Linked DNA regions of Mus musculus: region 2 is linked to region 1. A link is a contact called in ENCODE Hi-C or POLR2A ChIA-PET data. All regions are on one chromosome and are shown on one strand. Each heading gives the region's core, a stretch centred on a gene start or an enhancer-like site at or near the end of the contact. The rest is flanking DNA. Distances are from core to core; before and after follow the strand shown.

Region 1 (2,908 bases), core at 307-2,806:
AATGAGAGAACCCCCGGTATAATAAGAGATAACCTGAAATGCTTCAACTTCATAGTCTTGACCAGTACTTTCCTTGTATGCATGCTTACATATTTCCAGTGATTCATATCTTGAGTGCCCTGAATGGGCCTCAGTAGGACAGTGATTTTTCACAAGACTGCACACCCCTTACAACATCCCCGGGAAGAGGAGCCACAGAGTCTCAAAGATTAGTGACCAAGAAAGTCTGCTTGTGAGGCTGGAAAGATGGTTCAGCTTCAATTCCCAGCCCCTCAAGGTGGCTCACAACTGCCTGTAACTCCAATTCCAGGGAATCTTGGTGCCATACACAGACGAAAACAAACAAAATATCAATCACAAGCCAAGGAATCTCACGATAGAACAGGAAAAAGACTAAAGCCTGAGAGCCACCCTGTAGGTAAACTTCTCTCAGGAGACTAGAGCAGAAAATAATGACTTCTTACAAATCTGGCCTGCTGCTTAAAACCTCATGGACTCGTCTACGAGTGTGTAGGAGAGGTAGTGTCACTGAACACCTTTGTCTCTCCTCCCAGTGTGGCCAGACTAAATCTGTTTTTCTCTTTACTATGTTTAACTTTGACCCAGGCTTACTGAGTTATTCTCAATAGCTCAGGTAACTGACAAGGAACTGGTGCTCTTTACTGAGATGAGTGGCGTTCCCTAAAGAGGAAAGAAAACCAGGAAAGGAATTTGGGAGAACTGGCTGGTGGGAAAGATCACATCCAAGATCGGGAACGCCAGGAATGTCATTTCCGAACAAGGGTTGCTGAATGACCGCTACTGAAAAGATGCCACTTCCGATTCGATCTGCCGGTAAAGGCAGCTTTTACTTATCAACTTAACAACTCTACTACAGCCTCCTAAATACTGATGCTAAAGTATCAATCAAGCGAGTTGCCGTTAAGTCACGCCTCTACGGAGGGATGGACCGAGCATAGGAAGCAAGGCCTACCGTTAAGAACCATCATTACTATCTACACGGAAATCATGCTGTAAAGGACACGGGGGCGTGGAGGGTGGCGACTAAAGAACCGAACGCGAATAGGATGAAGCACACGTAAAGACTAGCGACTCCGAGAGCGGAAAGTCATTTTGTCAAAAGAAGGCGACAGGAGAGGCAAGAGAAGAAAAGTGGGGAAGGAGCTTGGTCCAAGGCGAAAAGACCACTGGAAGGCACGAGGGCCGAGTCATGGCGGGACGGAGCTGGGCAACACTGGCCAGCTTGGGGAGAGAGGGGCGGAGAGAGACATCCCTTCCCTGAACTCACTGAGCACGAGCACTGGACGGTGGCCCATCATGGCGGCACGACGCAGAGCCGACTCTCCAGAGCTGGGGGGAATCGGCAGAACCTTCTGGAGAGAAGAGCAGCGAAGAAAACGCTGCCTCCTCAGGAATGACACAGAAACCTGCTAACCTCTGAAGTGCCGCCAATCACCAAACTCATTTTATTGATTGACAAAAACATAGGCCAATCGACAGTATTAGCCCCGCCCTCTACGCAAGAAAGGCAAGGCAAGTTAGATAGAGAGGGCATGATGTAGGGGACTGGGAGACGCAAGCGCTTGCGCACTGGCGTGGCCGCTCCCGGCCGCGTGCGGCCAGAATGTCTGCGCAAGCGCCAAAGCACGGGCAGTTAGCTGGCTCGCTACAGCGCATGAGTACCCACTAGAGGGTGGGTGCTGGGGTGGAGGCTTTGGATTAATGCTGTAGGTAAGATCATGAAGCTCTGTTTTGTCCATCGGTTCTCGTCCGACCGTGAAGGCCAAGGAAGGCATGATAGTTCTCTACTTTTTATTTCAGCCTTAGCGGTAGGGAGGAGTAGAGGAGCCAGAAATACCCGTCGTGGCCCGAGAGATTGAGGCAGTGTAAAAGTGGAAGTTGTCCTACGGGGCGGGGAGGCAACGACTCGGCTCCCCGCCTCCCCGGAGCATGCTGGGAGTTGTGGTTTACTGCTCTAGACGCGCTGGTTTTCTTTTTTAAAGAAAAGGAAGGAAAATTCTTGTTCTTTAGATGTACCTATTTTTTATTTTATGTGTATGGTTGTTTTGCCTGTGCGTATGTAGGTGCACCACTTGTGAGAGGCGATCAAGCGGGAGTCTGATCCTCTGGAACTGGAATTGATTGTGAACCGCCACGTGGGTGCTAGGAAGTAACCCTGTCTGCGGGACCATCTATTGCTCTTAACTGTTGAGCTATCTCTCCTGTCCTAATGTCTTACTTCTTAGAAAAATACGTTGAGTCTAAGGCAAAAAGACATAAAGGAGGATCGCTCACATTTCCCCCGAATATCCTAAGTCGTGTTTCTTGCAGTATTATGAGTCTTCTTCGCCCCCTCCCCCCCAGCCTGGTCACTGGTTAGTGACAAAAGAAACTAGAGTTTTTGTTTTTTTAATTACCGTATTATCTTTACCAGAGTTCTAAGGCTGGCCTAAAACTCGTCGTAAAGACCAGGCTGATCTCAAACTGGAGACAAGCCTCTTGCCAGATCACCCCATATAGGAAAAAGACAAAACAAAACAACAAAAAAAATAAGGCTAGTAATTAAACAGAAGTCTCAAAGAGTCATGACATGTTTGTGATAGATTTAAAGTTCGTATTTGGTATGCTTTGTCTTCTGCAGTGAAAAGGCACTAACAAAAACTGCCGAAGGGAATTGGAGAAAAATTAACAATTTCAGAACAGTTGTTTGTTTGGTGTGGTAGCACACCCCTGTAATAAACTCCAGAGGCTGAGTCAAGAGGATAGCGATTTTCAGTGGCTTCAGTCTCCCTGGACCACATAAGGGAGGCAGCCTGGAGGGAAGGCTCAGTGGGCTTAGAGGGTATATTGCTCTTGCAGAGAACCTCAGCACAATTCCTTGAACTGATGTCTGGCTGCTCACAGTCAC
Region 2 (2,908 bases), core at 157-2,656, 39 kb before region 1:
CTAGCTTACAAGGCCAGAAGAGGCAGAGCACATGAATCAAGCAGCTCTGGGTTTTCTCATGGCAGCCTCCATTCAGCAGGGCCTGAGGTAAGACGGAAGCTGGAGCTCCACCTCCTACTAGAAGGCAGAACAGTCAGCGTGGTCTCCACTCTTCATCTTCCCATGACTCAGCTCTGCGATCTACGTTTTACCTACACTCTGTGGACATGAGATCCTAAGGAAGAACTGAGTCACAGGGTGCCTGCACCGATGAACCCAAAGTCCTCCTTCCTAGTCAACAAAATAATTAGCCTTTCTAGTCTTTATTCCAACTCAAGAGTCCACAAAATGTAAGCCATAATGGATTTCATAGTGTATTCAAATCAAACCTATATATGTATATAAAATTTGAAATTTCTTTCTTAAAAGATTTACCTTTAATTTTTGTGCACTGGTGTTTTGCCTACACGTATGTCTGTGCGAGTGTCAGATCCCATAGTTACAGTTAATGAGCTGCTATATGGGTGCTGGGAATCGAACCAGGAACCTCGGGAAGAGCAGCCAGGGATGAGCCATCAATCAAATTCTGTTTTTTGTTTGTTTGTTTTTCGAGACAGGGTTTCTCTGTGTAGCCCTGGCTGTCCTGGAACTCACTCTGTAGACCAGGCTGGCCCAGAACTCAGAGATCCACCTGCCTCTGCCTCTTGAGTGCTGGGATTAAAGGCGTGCGCCACCACGCCCGGCTCAAATCCTTCCTTTTAAGGAAGAAACTGAGGCCCAAGGTCACATAGCGAGAGGGGCAAATGAAGGACATGAACCTGGTTTGGAGGACGTCAGTCAATGGCTGTTTCCAGTAAACCACAGGTGCCCGGTAGGGTTCTGAGCACCAGTCCCTTTCGGGTCTTCTCCACCCGTGACCCCCATCCTCAGCTGCCCCCAATTCCCACCGGCTCTCTCCAACTCCGCAAAGCCCCGCGTCACGCTAGGCTCACCGCGGCAGGGGTTCCTGCACTCGCTTCAAACCTCCCACCCACCCACCCACCCACTGCTTCTCAGCTCCTCCCGGGACGCCCGCCCGCACCCCGCTGCACCCCCGCCCTCGCCCGGCCCGCCCGCCAGCCGCAGGCCCCGCCCCTCGCCGGCCCCGCTTCCCCGCCGCGGCTGCACACACACACCCTGGCCCTCTCACCGGTAAAGCCGCTTGGTGTGGAGGACCTTTGCCTCGGGTTCGCTGCTCTCCCCTGGAGGAGGGCCTTGGCTCATGGTGCCTGGGCCCGAGGGCACCTCCTGGTCACAGGCCCCCGCCACCCACCACTGGCGCCTCCACTGCCGTCTCCAGCTGTACCCGCAGCCGCCACTGCCGCCGGCCCTGCTCGGCCGCCATCGCTGTGAGGCGGCTGCCTGAGATGGCTCCTCCTCCACCTATCAAATCTCGCGATAGCTGCCGCCAAGCCGCGGACCGGCGACCAACCCACCAAGTCTCGCGAAAAATTGCCTTCTCTCTCCGGGAAGTCAACCGAGCTGGTTGTGGGTGGCATGGCTTCTGCTGGGCTTAAGTCCTCGGGGGACACTTTATTGCCACAGATGTAGAGAAACTGAGCGTTCTAGCGCAGGCTCATCCGCCTAGCTCGTCGGCAGCCGAGGCAACCTGCAGCGAGTTCCCACCCTGCTACGTGCAGAGACCCTGTCTCAAGTTTAAAAAGAGCGCGCTGGCGAGATGACTCAGCGGCTAAAGGCGCTTGCGGCCAACCTGAGCCCGACCCCTGGAGCCCGCATGGTATAAGGTGAATTGACTCCAGCAGGTTGGCCTGAACTTCACACGCGAGCTCCGTGTCACGCTCCCTAGCCCCCAAAATAAAATGAATTTAAAAAAATTAAGTTTCCAGGGGAAAAGAAAAGAGACCGTAGAGTGCAAAGCTCGCCATGGGACAGCTAGGTGCTGGAGAAGTGACTACCCACATGGCAGCTCACAACCATCTGAAACTCCAGCTCCAGGGGGTCCGAAACCCTCATACAGACATGTTTAGAGGCAAAACGCCAAAGTGCATAAAATAATAAAACGAATGGGCCAGCTATCATTGAATCAGACATCGTTGCAGAAGAGGGGCAGCGAAAAGATTTTAAGATCCGGAGGTTGTGGAGATCGGCATGCACAAGGTCAAGTCAGCTGCCAAAATCCCAGCGCGCCTGAGGGGTGGCTCCTGAAGTTGCTTGTTTTTTAAAGGAATTCTTCCCGAGAGAGTTATTTATTTATATTTTGTGGGTGCATGCATACAACATACACGTGGCCAGAGAACTTGGGAGAGTCAGTTTTCTTTTAAAAGTGTGGTTCTCTGGGGAATCAGACTCAGGTAGTCAGGCTTGGTGAGCCATCTTGTCAGCCCTATTGTTTTCCTAACTATAAGGCGGATCTTTGGGGTTCTCTCTCTCTCTCTCTCTCCACATTATAATGGCAATGTATATACCACTATGCTCCTGGCTCCAGCCACCAAGTCTCCTTTCTATTCCTCAAACTGCCTCAAGTCTTTTTCCATCTGTTGGCTGCGCTGTTCCTCTACAGGGAACTTCCACTGGGTTTCAGCTTCAGTCACCCTAAAGAGGCTCTCACTACTGAAATTCTACTACTGATTTGGTGTGAACTTTAATGTTGGTTACCTGAACAGCTAGAAACCTTGTCACTTTGTTCTTTTCTGTACATGTGCCTAGACTAGCACTTTTTTTGTTTGTTGGAGTGTGTGTGTGTGTGTGTGTGTGTGTGTGTGTGTGAGAGAGAGAGAGAGAGAGAGAGAGAGAGTCTCTACATAACTCTGGCTGCTGGACCAGCCTGGCTTCAGACTCAGAAATCTGCCTGCCTCTGCCTCATGTGCTGGGATTAAAGGCTTGTACCACCACAGAAATAGCGCCTCATTAATAATAGATACCCAATAAA

The links. A loop is a pair of places that touch in the nucleus more often than their neighbours do. ChIA-PET counts read pairs that join two places held with the same protein, here RNA polymerase II (POLR2A).
Region 2: a map of left cerebral cortex shows a loop between it and region 1 (5-fold over the local background). The contact joins the promoter of Smg5 here to the promoter of Tsacc in region 1. A Hi-C loop is called at or near these places in 8 of 37 maps with a recorded cell type or tissue (CH12.LX, ES-E14, T-helper 17 cell and 2 more). POLR2A ChIA-PET finds 5 or more read pairs at or near these places in 5 of 5 experiments (Patski and embryonic stem cell).

Annotation. Positions count from the first base shown.
Region 1 is chr3:88,295,647-88,298,554 of GRCm38, reverse strand. Tsacc (TSSK6 activating co-chaperone) reads left to right here and starts at 1,556. Exons shown (of 4, transcript NM_001357024.1): 1 at 1,556-1,731. It overlaps Cct3 (chaperonin containing Tcp1, subunit 3 (gamma)), which reads right to left and starts at 1,420. Exons shown (of 14, transcript NM_009836.1): 1 at 1,289-1,420. The coding sequence starts at 1,319.
Region 2 is chr3:88,334,758-88,337,665 of GRCm38, reverse strand. It overlaps Smg5 (Smg-5 homolog, nonsense mediated mRNA decay factor (C. elegans)), which reads right to left and starts at 1,406. Exons shown (of 22, transcript NM_178246.3): 1 at 1,169-1,406. The coding sequence starts at 1,242.